2 separate regions of the Homo sapiens genome follow, and region 1 is linked to region 2. The links are chromatin contacts, found by Hi-C in ENCODE. All regions are on one chromosome and are shown on one strand. The core of a region is the stretch at or near the end of the contact, and the rest is flanking DNA. Distances in the headings are between cores, read along the strand shown.

Region 1 (6,699 bases), core at 329-2,828, 810 kb before region 2:
TGTTCAATGGATAAACTAAAACATTCTTATTTCTTAAGCAGTTGGTGTTTTACTTTAAAGAAGGGTGCCGCAGATCCCGATCCCAGTACAAAGTCATCATAATTAGTAACTGCCACGTGTTTTTCATTGAAAATGGCAAATTCTTCCCTGGGCCCTCCGCATAGTGGCTCCTGCAGACCACAGATGTTGTCAACCATCTAATGCTCCGTCCCCACATGGAGCTCTTGGAAGCTCCACCAAAGTTGCAGAGACCCAAGCCAGAAGCAATGGCGGCACCAAACCCACTTGTTCATACCAAGTCCTCCTTTGCTCAGGACCTTGTTCCCCTGTGTCTGAAAGAGTAAATGTAAACGGTATTAACACAGGTATGGGGTAGATATGAACAAGGACTAGCCAACTTTCAGGAGTTTGAACTTCTACACAGACAATTGTAAAGATCTATGTAGGACTCCTCAGTTATTTTGTAGGAAGAAATTGATAATTCCTTGATAATTGATAATGCCTTTTTTTTTTTTTGAGATGGAGTCCCACTCTGTTGCCCAGGCTGGAGGGCAGTGGCACGATCTCGGCTCCCTGCAACCTCTGCCTCCTGGGTTCAAGCAATTCTCCTGCCTCAGCCTCCCGAGTAGCTGGGAATACAGGTGCGTGCCACCACACCCGGCTAATTTTTTGTATTTTTAGTAGAGACGGAGTTTCACCACGTTGGCCAGGCTGGTCTTGAACTCCTGACCTTGGATGATTCACCTGCCTCAGCCTCCTAAAGGGCTGGGGTTACAGGCATGAGCCACTGCGCCTGGCCAATATCCTCTATCTTTAATAAGCATGTCCAAGCAAGAATGGGATGGCTAACTAATCTGAATTCCAGCCAGTCCATGGAAGGTGATGTAAGGTGAAAAAATATGATTTCACAGGGCCAGGCATCATCACATCACCGAGCTACTTGTGAATTAGATAAGCCTATTCGCATGAGGGGACTCTGAGCATGAGTGGGAATCCCACAAAAGTCAAGCTACAAGGTTGAAGGTAGAGGGGGAATACCAAACCGGAACCTGACATTTCATACTGCTTCCCTGACAGGTCCTTTCAAAGAAACAAGAACTGAAATGCAGGCTTAACTGGCATGCAAAACAGGCAGCTATTTCAGTCTGAATCATGAGCAGGGGCCACAGTGGGCTATCTGAAACTGAGGGGCAAAGGAAATCTGCACACCAAGGCCTGAGCTGCTTATGACAAATAATTGAAACTGTCCAGGCAACTGGTCCATTCCAAGCATTAGCTGTGCTGGGAGCTGAGCCATGAAGCAGAATTTTAGATTTTCTTTCTTGCTAGAGCCGTGCAACAATGATCCTTCCCCTCCACCCCTCCCCTCTTCCCCAATATTCCTGCATTCCCCTTGCCTGTCACAGGACTGCGGGGCAGTGGCCTCTTAGCATGGCTTTCCTTTGACTGCGGTGTTGCCACGTCACCTGGTGCTCGGCCCCTCCCCCGCCCTGGCACAGGGTCATAACAGCCTGCAGTGTTGCCAAGGAGCTGGCACCGTCCAGACCCAGTGCACAGGGATGGGCCTGAGATGGCCGGCCACGTCATCTGTCACCCAGGGTGTTTATGCACCCTGCAGTCCAGCAATGCCAGGATCTGCCAAGAATCTTCAGGTTTATTATGCTTTCTTTGGCCTTCAAGAACTGGATGGCTGGCCAGGCGCGGTGGCTCATGCCTGTAATCGCAGCACTTTGGGAGGCCGAGATGGGTGGATCACAAGTTCAGGAGTTTGAGACCAGCCTGGCCAATATAGTGAAACCCTGTCTCTACTAAAAAAACCACAAAAATTAGCCGGGTGTGGTAGTGGGCGCCTGTAGTCCCAGCTACTCAGGAGACTGAGGCAGGAGAATCGCTTGAACCCAGGAGGCGGAGGTTGCAGTGAGCTGAGATCGCGCCATTCTACTCCAGCCTGGGCAACAGAGTGAGACTCCATCTCAAAATAAAATAAAATAAATAAATAAAATAAAAAGCCTGGATGGCTATCATTAAAACAAGTCACAGAAAGCTCTGATGGAAATAATTTTCAGACTTCCCTCTTGAAATATACCTTTTCTGCCTTTTTCCTGCCAATTCATTTTCCTCTCTCCCTCATCTCCCCTTCTGAAAAGGCTTCCTTCACCCTAAGACCTACTCACGCAGGCTCCTAGTCCTCTGTTCCGTACATCAGAAAGGAAGTTTTCTTTCAAGGCCCAGCCGCCTCCTAATCAGGGAAGCTGAAGGAGTGCTTAGAGAAGGTAAATACATTGTGATATTATCTTAAGTTATATAAATGTCTTCGGTACCTAGTCGGCACCAAATGTATTTAGCTTAATTGAAATCAGATGCAAAAATACATGTCCTTGAGAGCCAAAGAAAATTTAATTTTTAAATTATTTATGCACACATAATTCTTAAAATCTCAGGCTCTAGACAGACCTAAGTTTAAATTGAGGCTTTAACAATTACTGGTTGTGACCTTTAACAACTCACCTCATTTCTCTGAACTGCCTCATTTATAAAATGAAGATTATAATAACAAGCCCCTTAGGGCTTTGAGAGGATTAAATGTGATACTCTATGTAAATGAGCCATTTATTCACACTTGTAAACAGTTAAGCCACATGCATCATTCTGAGTGTGTGTACATATTCTTTCATAAATTATCTCTTTTTTTTTTTTTTTTTTGAGACAGGGTCTCGCTCTGTCGCCCAGGCTAATCACAGCTTACTGTAGCCTTGACTTCTCAGGCTCAAGAAATCATCCCGCTTCAGCCTCATGAATAGCTGGGAAGTGCAGGTGCATGACACCATGCATGGCTAAATTTTTTATTTTTAATGGAAATGAGGTCTCACCATGTTGCCCAGGCTGGTCTCAAACTCCTGGCCTCAAGTGATCCTCCCAACTCGGCCTCCCAAAGTGCTGGGATTACAGGCTTGAGCCACCGTGCTTGGCCTATGTCTACTGTTTGACCAGGATCTCTATAAGGGCAGTGCCAGGCTGACTGTCTGAGGGAGTGGGGTTGTCCAGCCTATTGATCCTCCATGTATAATCCCAAGAGAGCTCCAATATAGTCTCATGGTATTTGGGGTAGACTCAGGAGAAAGGCCTGGATCATTGAATTTGAGACACAGCATAATGAACCAACTATGCTACATCAGGTCATGATAGATAGTTGCTAAGTTTTAGGAAACTGATTCATTTATTTATTCATTCATTTATCCAAACATTTATTGAGCATCTGTTATGTCTGAGGCTATAATGTTGAAGAATGTACAAGGTCCCTTTCCTCTTAAGCTTACAGTTTAATTGTTTAACCTAAATAAATAATGAGGCAATTTAATTCATATTTGTTGGAAAACAATTCAGTTCAACTATGTAAAGGAACACTGTGTTTTATTAAAACAGAATTAGAACCCCCAAAGCTTAGCTCTTGAAAGAGAATATCTTACAGGAAGAACTGGCTGGCCAAACAGTCCTGAATCTGTCCCAGTTTCCTCCTCCCTCAGGTTTCCTGTGTCTTTGCTGTTCTTTTTCCATCCCTTTGGTCTAAGCATAGATTTTTAAACTTTTGTTTGTAGATGAAATGAGTTGGAGTCCTCAACAAAATATTTTGCTAAATATAAGGGAAAACAAAAGAACATTTTTGAAAGCAGTATGAAACAATGGTATGACTTTAGAAAATTGTTTGGCCGTATTAAAACTGACCATAATCATATACTATTTATATTTGTAAGTCAAATATTAATATTAATATTATTTTTATTATAATATATTTTAATATATTATAATGTATTTTAATATATTTTTATTAAAATATATAACATTTGTAAGTCAAAAAGAGACAATCATATTTTTTGTTTGTTTGTTTTTTGAGAGAGAGTCTAGCTCTGTCACCTGGGCTGGAGTGCAGTGGCACTATCTCGGCTCACCGCAACCTCCACCTCCCGGGTTCAAGTCATCCACCTGCCTCAGCCTCCTGAGTAGCTGGGATTACAAGCATGCACCATCATGCCCGGCTAATTTTTGTATTTTTAGTGGAGACGGGGTTTCACCATGTTGGCCAGGCTGGTCTCGAACGCCTGGCCTCAAGTGATCCACCCACCTCGGCCTCCCAGAATGCTGGGATTACAGGCGTGAGCCACCGCGCCCGGCCATTGGAGACAATCTCTATCTCCACATGCAATAGAATGGATAAACTAGGTTATTTCACTCAATGGAACAGCACAACAAGAATGAACAAACTACAACTACATGCGACAAATGTGTGAATCTTACCAACATAATGTTGAGCAAAAGAAGTCAGAAAGGAAAATATACCGTATAATTTTATCTAAAGTTCTAAAATAGTTAAAACTAATCTATGGTGTTTGAAGTCAAGATGGTTTTTTGTTTGTTTGTTTGTTTGTTTGTTTGTTTGTTTTGAGAGAGTTTCACTCTGTCACCCAGGCTGGAGTGCAATGGTGTGATCTTGGCTCGTGGCAACCTCTGCCTCCTGGGTTCAAGCGATTGTCCTGCCTCAGCCTCCTGAGTAGCTGGGACTACCAGCGCGTGCCACCAGGCTCAGCTAATTTTTTTGTGTTTTTAGTAGAGACGGGGTTTCACTGTGTTAGCAGGATGGTCTTGATCTCCTAACCTCGTGATCCGCCCGCCTCCGCCTCCCAAAATGCTGGGATTACAGCCATGAGCCACCACGCCCGGCCCAAGATGGTTTTATCTATCTCCCAACTGAGGGATTTTTCAGTCTCCAGAAGATTGGTAGAATTATGGTGAGTATTTATATCCAGTGAATAAGCATATCTTTTGGGTAAGATCCCAGCTCCTATATTTAAAGTGTCTGTGTTCTCAATATAAATCAAATAATAAAATAATACTTCAACAAAACAATAATTATTGCATTAATACAGTAAATTCTCCCCCTTTACAATAGAAGCTCCATGGGAGCTGGGATTTTGTCTTAATCACTGCTTTATTTTATTTTTATTTTACTCATGGGTGCCATAGGACACCTAGAACACACAGCACCTAGAACAGTCCTTGGCACATAATAGGCACTGAATAAAAATTTCTTGGATGAGATAACTATATTCAAACAGAACAGCATAGCACAGAGGATAACAGTATGTGTTCTGGAACCAGATTGCTTTGGTTCAAATCCCAACTCTGCCACTTTCTAGCTATGAGACACTGGACATGTTATGTAATCTATCCATGCCTCAGTTTCCTCATCTGTAAAACAGAGAGACTACTAGTATATTCCTCTTAGGGTTGCTGTGAGGTTTAAGGAACACTTGTAAAGATAACGTATGGAATTATTTGATGACTACCATGACAAAAGAGGGCTTGCCCTACCTCTTAGAAACATAGGAAATTTGGTGTCTTCTGACCATCTGTGTGACATACAATAGAATAAATCATTTTAAAAGCTAATACACATTAAATAAATGAAATGAAGAAAACTTTAAAATTATTAAAATTGAAGAGTCCAGCAAGATTTTCTGTAAGTGAAGACAAGCTTATTCTAAAATTTATACAGAAAGTCGAAGGAGCTAGAATAGCTAAAACAATTTGGAAACAGAAGAATAATCTGGAAGCAATCATTCTGTCTGATGTTAAGATTTACTGTATTGCTACAGACTCACTGTAAAGATATAGTAATTTAAACAGTATGGAGTAGTGACAGATACACAGGTCAATGGAACAAGCCAGAAATTGATTTTTGACAAAGGAGCAAAAGCAATTCAATGGAGGAAGAATAGTCTTTTCAATGAATAGCCCTGTAGAAATTGGACATCCATAGGCAAAAGAAAAAAAAAAAGAACCTTGACCTAAATGTCACTTTTTTTTTTTTTTGAGACAGAGTTTTGCTTTTGTTGCCCAGGCTGGAGTACAGTGGTGAAATCTTGGCTCACTGCAACCTCCACCTCTTGGGTTCCAGTGATTCTCCTGCTTTAGCCTCCTGAGTAGCTGGGATTACAGGTGCACACCACCATGCCCGGCTAATTTTTTGTATTTTTAGAGGAGATGGGGTTTCACCATGTTGACCAGGCTGGTTTTGAACTTAGCTTAAGCGATCCATCCACCCACCTCAGACTCCCAAAGTGCTGGGATTACAGGCGTGAGCCACTGCACCCGGCCTAAACTTCACATCTTACACAAAAATTAATTCAAAATGGATTGTGAATTTATATACAGCATGTGAAAAAAGTTAATCACTGTATGATTCCATTTCTGTGACATTCTTTTTTAAAAATTTTAATTTGATTTAACTTAATTTGGCCAGGCACGGTGGCTCACGCCTATAATCCCAGCACTTTGGGAGTCTGAGGTGGGTGGATCGCTTAAGCTAAGTTCGAGACCAGCCTGGTCAACATGGTGAAACCCAGAGTATACAAAAAGTACAAAAATTAGCTGGGCAGGATAGCATGCACCTGTATTCCCAGCTACTCGGGAGGCTGGGGCGGATCACTTGATCCCAGGAAGTTGAGGCTGCAGTGAGGCAAGATGGCACCACTGCACTCCAGCCTGGGCAACAGAGTGAGACCGTCTCAACAAAAATAATTATTTTTATTCATTTATTTATTTTTGGAGACAGAGTCTCGCTTTGTCACCCAGGCTAGAGTGCAGTGGCACTATCTCGACTCACTGTAGCCTCTGCTTCCCGGGTTCAAGCGATTCTCATGC
Region 2 (7,352 bases), core at 1,482-3,981:
CAGCACAGATGGTGGCTACATGAAGTTCTCCAACGGGCTAGTCTGATGCAGAGACAGCAACTTGTGAAGCCCTGGGGAGGTGAGTTGGAGTTGGGAGAGCTGCCGAGTGAGCCTGATGTCCAAGTAAGGTCCTAAGAGGGTCCAGTCACCCAAGCCTCGCACCAAGGACCACTTGGAACCCAAAGAGATTATTTGGTTCATCCCCTGTCTTCTGGTGCCGATCTCAGGCTTGGGTCATGTTTTCCCCCACCCGCTTCTGGCACTGGGCCTGCCCTGTTTCCTCCTGTCCACCCAATCCATGCCCGGCCTTTCCTTCCTGGGAAGGTTCTGTTTGCATTCAAGGTGGAAGCTTCTAGAGCACAGCTTTTTATCTTAACTCTTGCTCTGAGATAAAATTTCCAGATGGCCAATATCTCCAAGAAGCATCACTCTAGCACTTCAGTTCTGAGCTTTCTGAGCCCAGGAGCCTCCCCTGCTTCATGGCCCGCCAACTCTGGCCACACGTTCCCTTGCCTGCCTTTAAGCCCATCCCTTCCCCACATCTCAGTTGCTTTTTCCCATTCAAACCATTTCTCTCTTGGGCAGTTCTTGCCCCTCCCAGGCTCCCCTGGACTGCCCTCATCCCCTCGGATCTTCAAGGCCTGGCCTGGCCCCTCATTGTGGAGAATGAGGGGGTCTCCTCTGGATACGCCACCAGCCTATGGTATGGGAGTCCTGGGGAGTCAGGCCTCTGGGAATGGAGTCTGGCTGGGCAGCAGCGGCTTTCTCTCAGAACTAAAAGAGGCCACCATTCCTCAGGAGGAATCTAGATCCCAGGAAGCCCCTGAGCCTGTAGGAGGGGTCACAGATGTCCTGGAGAACCAGCCCTGCCCAGTGCAGTCCAGTGTGGGCAAGGCCTCCAGACACCAGCAGGGAGCTTCTTTATGTAGTATCTCCAGTTACCTGCCCTTGTAGGGTTGACCAGGGGCCAGAAAGCCACTCATAGCTTCAATAAGCAAAGTTATACAGAGGTGATTCCAGACATGGTTTTAACATTCCCACCTGAGGCCAACTTCCCTGAAGACTGAGCTGGGCCTCGACTCTGCCCTGCCCCCTCTGTACTTGATTCCAGCACTTTCAACCCTCCCCCTGCCCCATCCCCAATCTGGGCCTGTTCTCTTACTGCTCAAGGCCTCAGTGCCTCCCAAACATGGCCAACTCCCAATTTTGATGTGCAGTGCTGAGAACAGTCTAGAAACATGTTCTTGTCGCCTAGGCTCCTGCAATGGGCTGGGCACGGGGGAGTGGGTGAGTTCTACATTACAGTGTTCTGCATTTCTTGTGCAAAGCCTGTCCTGTGGCAAAAGTGGGCCAGAAATGGTGGGAGTGTGAAGAGGAACCCAGGCGAGGCTGAACAAACCAGATAATGCACCAGGGAAACCAGGAATCCACTGTAGTTTGGTAGACAGCAGGGCAGTTCCCCTCGTGAGTCATCACTCCTTTCTCCGGTCTGTGCCCTGCTGGACTGGAGGCAGAGTGTGCACAGGACGTCAGCTTAGAAGGTGCTTAGTGCAGACTTGTTCAAACCAGAGAGGCAGAGTCCTCGGGGCTCCTGTGGATGGAGTAGGGCAAGAGAAGGGAGCCTGTCACTGCTGAAACCTGCAGTTAGAACAGCCAGCTGCCAGCCTCTCTGCTAGCAGCCCAGCAACAGATGCAGGAGCCCAATAGAGCAAGTGGGAGGAGGAGGGAAGCTGTGTGATTTCTCTTCCTGTGCTCCCTTTCCCAAAGCCTCATTTCTCGTTTTGGGTTCTAGCAGATTGTAGAGGAAGGAAGGTGGGGAGCCTCACCAGCCCTTACCCCATTTTCTGCCAGGGTCTGGAGGCCATTCTCCCAGCATAGCCAGGCTTTGACTTAATTACCAAGTCTCTGGATTTGGAGGTCTTCAACTGAGTCTTCTGCCCCTGAGTAAGTGGGAGTGAGGAAGGCCCCTTAGTGGTTCTGAGACCCCTCCCTTCCTTGAAGGCCTCTTGGAATAGCAGGGAGGGGAGATGAGTTGTCTTCGGCTTCCTTCCTTGGATTTCAATTCTGAGGACTGGGGCCTCTTTCCTAACCCCTGAGGTTTGGGCCCCAGTAAAACTTTCTTTCTTTCTTTTTTTGAGATGGAGTCTTGCCCTGTTGCCCAGGCTGGAGTGCAGTGGCGGGATCTTGGCTCACTGCAACCTCCGTCTCCCAGGTTCAAAGGATCCTCCTGCCTCAGCCTCCCAAGTAGCTGGGGTTACAGGTGTGCGCCATCATGCCCGACTAACTTTTATATTTTTAGTACAGATGGGGTTTCACTATGTTGGCCAGGCTGGTCCCGAACTCCTAACCTCAAGTGAGCCACCCGCCTCGGCCTCCCAAAGTGCTGGGATTATAGGTGTCAGCTGCTGCACCTGGCCCGGCCCCAATAAAACTCTGTACCCGCACCCTGCCTAGCAGGGATCCTGGGTCTGCAGTCCATGCCCGGCCACCCTAGGCCCCCGGAAGTGCTCAGAACTCAGTAGCCTTGGGGAATCTTGAAAGGGAGGATGGGACCCAGGACCCAGGTGGCCCTGGCCCCAGGTCTGTGGCTTCAGGTGAGGAGACGGGGACAGCTGCCCGGGGCTGGGAGCACGGAGGGTATTTCCCATCCTCGGGAGCAGAACTGATACTGGGCGACTTCCTCTTTTAGGGCCCTCTGACGCACCCTCTGTCCCCTCAGCCTCCCCCTCTTTTCCTTACTTCCGCAGGCTACTGGCGAGCACAGCTTTCTTCACCCTTGGGGCCTGGGCCTTACCCCTGGACTTTGCGTGTTTCTGTTGAGGGCTCTAAAGGGCAGATTCCAGCTTGTTTAGAAACGATTCGGGAGCAGATGCCTGGAAACCCAGCCACAGGTTTGGCTGAGCCAGGCACTGGCTGGGACCCAGATCATAGCAGTGCCAGAGCCTCTCCCAACACCTTCCCGCTACCTTTTTACGGTTCTTCTTTCCACTGGCCCTAAGAGCCCAGAGGCAGTCACGGGGGCTGGGGGTCCAAGGGCTGGCTGGTCCGGGTTCCCCTGCCACGCTTTGGTGCCTTCTCTGGGGCTATTCTCCAGCCTGGGTGGCCTCTTGTCCCTGCAGCCCCTCCCCTCCTGGCCATATCTAGTCTCTGTGAGATGGCCCAAGTCCGTCTTTGCTGTGACTTCGCTCAGGGCTTGAGACTTGACACCAACCATTTTGATCTGAATTGCAGGTGGCCACATTTCCTCCATTTGTGCTGTTCCTCAACCAGGCTGAACCCTCTGCCAACAAAGTTATGTTCCATAGGTCTTTAGTAACTCCTAAAACTGGAGCGTGCTGGAGGAGGTCAGTGACTACTTGCCGAGTAGAGAAGAGACACCCAATGTAGCCACAGAAGGCTGCTTTGTCCTAGAAAATTGATCAAAATCATGATGAGGCTGGGAGGCGAAGAGGGAGCTTTTCTCTCCTCTAAGTTCTCCTTGAAGTCTTAATGATCTCGTCCCATGCCAGTGGCATTGGAGGGGGCCAGGTGCCAGGAGCCAGGAGGGCAGTGTCTCTGGTGCCCCTCTCTCTGCTTCAGGAGTCTGAGAAACTCAAAGTAGGAGCAGATGGGAGGATCATTATTATCTTTTTAAAAACTGCTTAGTGATCAAAAGGAGGAGCAGAGACTGTTTGCACAGTTCACAGTCCACAGAACACAAAGCCTTTTCTTGCATGGTACTGCATTTTGAGCCTTATGTCAAGCTTGAGACACAGGGATTATTCTTGGTCCCGTTTTACATATGGGGGCACTTGGGTCAGAAAAGCAGCATGCTTTACCCAAGTTCCACAACTGGCTACTGGCTGCACCAGAGCTGAGCAGAGTCTGCACCCTCACGGATGTAGCTGACATCAGGGCGTAAGGATGAGAACTGAATGTAGTATAAGGTCTGGTTCTGACCCTGCCCTGATGTGCTGTGTGGTCATGGGCTACTTACTCCACCTCTTTGGACATCTATTTCAGCATCTGGAATCAAAAGATTGGACTATTTTTCCAAGGCTTCTCCTGGTTCTTACCTGTAGGAGAGCAAAGACCTCATCTACTTTTTTTTTTTTTTTTTTTAAAGCGTCTGCATTCTCAGTTCTTAGCGTATAGCCTGGTCCATAGTAGGTGCTCAGTAAACAATTAAAAGATGCAAGTACAAAGTGTCAATATATCTTTCTAATTTAGGAGATGGCAGTTGAAAGGTGATGGCTGCAGTTCCCTAGTGGTCTAGGATTCTAAGCATTACTTAGCCTTTCCTTGACTCTGCGTGTGTCTGACCAGGTTCCAAGTCTGGCCCATTCCCAACCAACTTTACCTGTAGGGTGAAACGCTAACATTTGCTGAGCACATATCAGTGCAGGGCAGAGGCTTATGATGCGCGTCTTCATCCTCACAGCCTCACAGGTGAGGGAACAGAGGCCCAGAGTGCCGTGAAGTGATTTGTTCAAGGCCAAGCAAGAATCTATTTTCTTTATAGTCCTTTGTCACCCACTTCTAGCCTCAGTCCAAACTGGCAGCTATCCTAACATCCTTGGCCCCCAAGAACATACTCCTCCCTCCAGATGGTCTCTAATCTCTTTTTGGGGTCTCCTTGTGTGGTGAGAAGGGCGCTCAGGAGCCCAGTCCTCCCCAGGCCCCATCCTCAGCTCTGAGCTTCCCACTGACCCACTCCTCTTTCTTCCTTTTGTTTTTTTAGAACTTCCTTGACCTCCAAATCACCAAATTCTGCCCATTCTTCATGCCAGCTCAAATTTCCCTTCTCCAGGGAGACTTCTGTAAGACCCATGGATCTTGTGCTCTGCTGATTTTAAATACAGATAGTCTCAGGCCCCCATAACTTTATTATTGATTATTTCTTTGCATTCATTTATTCACGCTGCTTCCATAACATGCCAGGAACTATGCTAGGCACCATGGGGGCATCCAGTCTCCCTGAAATTAACCTTGCTTTCTCCTATTTGATGGGCATTTCTTGCAGGCAGAATCAGGTTTTAAACCTCTTCTGAGTTCTCCACGGTACTTTGCATGGCTCTGGCCATAGCCAGGAACTTCTCAGGAAATTGTGTTGAAATCTCTCTTCAGAACATCTTGGGCATTGCTTCATCCCTGGTGCAATCCTAGGTGCTCTGAAAACCAAAACTTTTGATCTCTCCCCATCCTTGACTACATTCAACCTTGTGCTCATGATCAGTTACATTTCTGAGAGAGAGCACACAGATGACGATTTTTCTATCTTAAAGGATAACCTAAGGAATGATCAAAACCGTGACAAGGCTGGCAGGTGAAGAGGGAGCTTTTCTCTCCTCTAGGTTCTTCTTCAAATCTTAATGGTCTTGTCCCATGCCAGTGGCATTGGAGGGGGCCTGGTGCCAGGAGCCAGGAGGCCAGAGTCTCTGGTGCTCCACTCTCTGCTCCAGGGGTCTGAGAAACTCAAAGTGGGAGCAGATGGGAGGATCATTATTATATTTCTAAAAACTGCTTAGTGATCTAAAACCATCTAGAAGCCGTGATATTTAAACAGATCTGGTACAAAACAGGAAGCCAGTGGCCTGGTGAATTCTCACACTTGGAGACCAGAAGTGAAAATGTTCTGCCTGCCCAGAGTAGCAGCAGGCCAGCAAAACAACAGGTGTGGCCGGGCACGGTGGCTCACGCCTGTAATCCTAGCACTTTGGGAAGCCAAGGCGGGTGGATCACTTGAGGTCAGGAGTTCAAGATCAGCCTGGCCAACATAGTGAAAACCCATCTCTGCTAAAACTACAAAAATTAGCCGAGCGTGGTGGCTCGTGCCTATAATCCTAGCTACTAGGGAGGCTGAGGCAAGGGAATTGCTTGAATCTGGGAGGCAGATGTTGCAGAGAGCTGAGATTGTGCCACTGGACTCCAGCCTGGAGACAGAGCAAGACTGTCAAAAGAAAAAAAAAAAAAGAAAGCAAGAAGTTGAAAAACAAATCAAGAAAAAACAGGTTGGGCAGTGCTGGAAGTGAGTTTTTATCTGCAGAGCTATTGGGTTGGTCTACTCCTCCCTAATCAGGAGGATGCGGTTTCTCATGATAAGCAGAGAACCACTGGGGGGATGATGGTGAGCAGTATAAGAAGTCACATCTTCGGCCGGGCACAGTGGCTCACACCTATAATCCCAGCACTTTGGGAGGCCAAGGCGGGTGGATCACAAGGTCAAGAGTTTGAGACCATCCTGGCCAACATGGTGAAACCCTGTCTCTACTAAAAATACAAAAGTTAGCTGGGCATGGTGGTGCCTGACTGTAGCCCCCACTATTTGGGAGGCTGAGGCAGGGGAATCTCTTGAACCCAGGAGGCAGAGGTTGCAGTGAGCCAAGATTGCACCACTGCACTCCAGCCTGGCAACAGAGCGAGTCTCAGTCTCAAAAAAAAAAAGAAGTTACATCTTCTATTCTAGTCCCATTTCCTCCCCTTGTAGCTGGTGAGCGCAAGCTCTCTGAGCCCCTGATGCTGTGTTTGTTTGTATAAGGCTGCCATTGGACCTGAGGACTCTGAGGTCCCTTCCAGCTGGGAGGCTATTTCAGAGCTCAGGTAACTCGGAATAATCCTTTTTCACCCACTTCTAGCCTCAGTCCAAACTGGCAGCTACTCTGACATCTTTGGCCCCCAAGAACCTACTTCTCCCTCCAGATGGACTCTAATCAGTTCCACAGTGCTGGGTGGGGGTGGGGAGTGGAGAAGGAGGTGGGTGGAGACACCCCTGTGTGTGTGTGCGTGTGCGTGTGTGTGTGTATGTACTACACAACTGAGCCAAGAAGGAGAAGGATCATGTCTGATGCCTTTTGTATTTCCAGAGGGCCTGCCCATGACAGAGGCTCAATGAATGTTTGCCCAAAGAGTGAATGCATGTTGAATGTTTTCATGGTCCTTTGCCTTGTCTCTTGACCACATCCCCTTGCCTTCCCATTTGGTCTATAGCCCTGAGTTCCTACAACACCCAAGAGTTGTAGGGTGAAAATTGCAGGGAAGGGATCCAGCATGATATGACTCAGCTAGGAAGATGACAAGCCTGAAGATAAAATTTAAAATAATAGATATATACAGGCTGCTTTTCTTTAGGCTCAGTCTAAATGCCTCCCAAGTATCTGTTCAGCCACAAGCTACCATCACCACTGTTGCCTTCTCATGTTTGGATACTATGCTTCTTCAAGTTCCTTACCACGAATGGAAGAAATTCATTCATCCATGCACTCATTTATTCATCAAAATTTATTGAGTATTGAGCACCCATTGCGATGTGTTAGGCATTGATTGGGTGCAAAGGACACAGAGAGAAATCAGAGGGGTTTTTGCTGCCCAGGAGC

The links. A loop is a pair of places that touch in the nucleus more often than their neighbours do. Pooled maps may share reads with other maps.
Region 1: a loop to region 2 is called in a map with no recorded cell type, with 8 times the contacts of the local background. The contact joins two enhancer-like sites. A Hi-C loop is called at or near these places in 3 of 37 single-sample maps with no recorded cell type and 2 of 50 pooled maps.

Annotation. Positions count from the first base shown.
Region 1 is chr11:118,815,415-118,822,113 of GRCh38, reverse strand. It overlaps the pseudogene COX7CP3. Among named protein-coding and RNA genes, the nearest start is that of DDX6, 28 kb to the right of the region's middle. RefSeq lists an enhancer at 974-1,053. Within about 2 kb of position 1,578, at least 22 of the 41 ENCODE cell types and tissues checked have a DNase peak (open chromatin) inside an H3K27ac peak, as active enhancers do.
Region 2 is chr11:118,006,475-118,013,826 of GRCh38, reverse strand. SMIM35 (small integral membrane protein 35) reads left to right here. Exons shown (of 5, transcript NM_001394165.1): 4 at 1-79. The coding sequence ends at 46. Among named protein-coding and RNA genes, the nearest start is that of IL10RA, 24 kb to the right of the region's middle. RefSeq lists enhancers at 2,592-3,092, 3,238-3,337 and a silencer at 3,862-3,911. Within about 2 kb of position 2,731, at least 21 of the 41 ENCODE cell types and tissues checked have a DNase peak (open chromatin) inside an H3K27ac peak, as active enhancers do.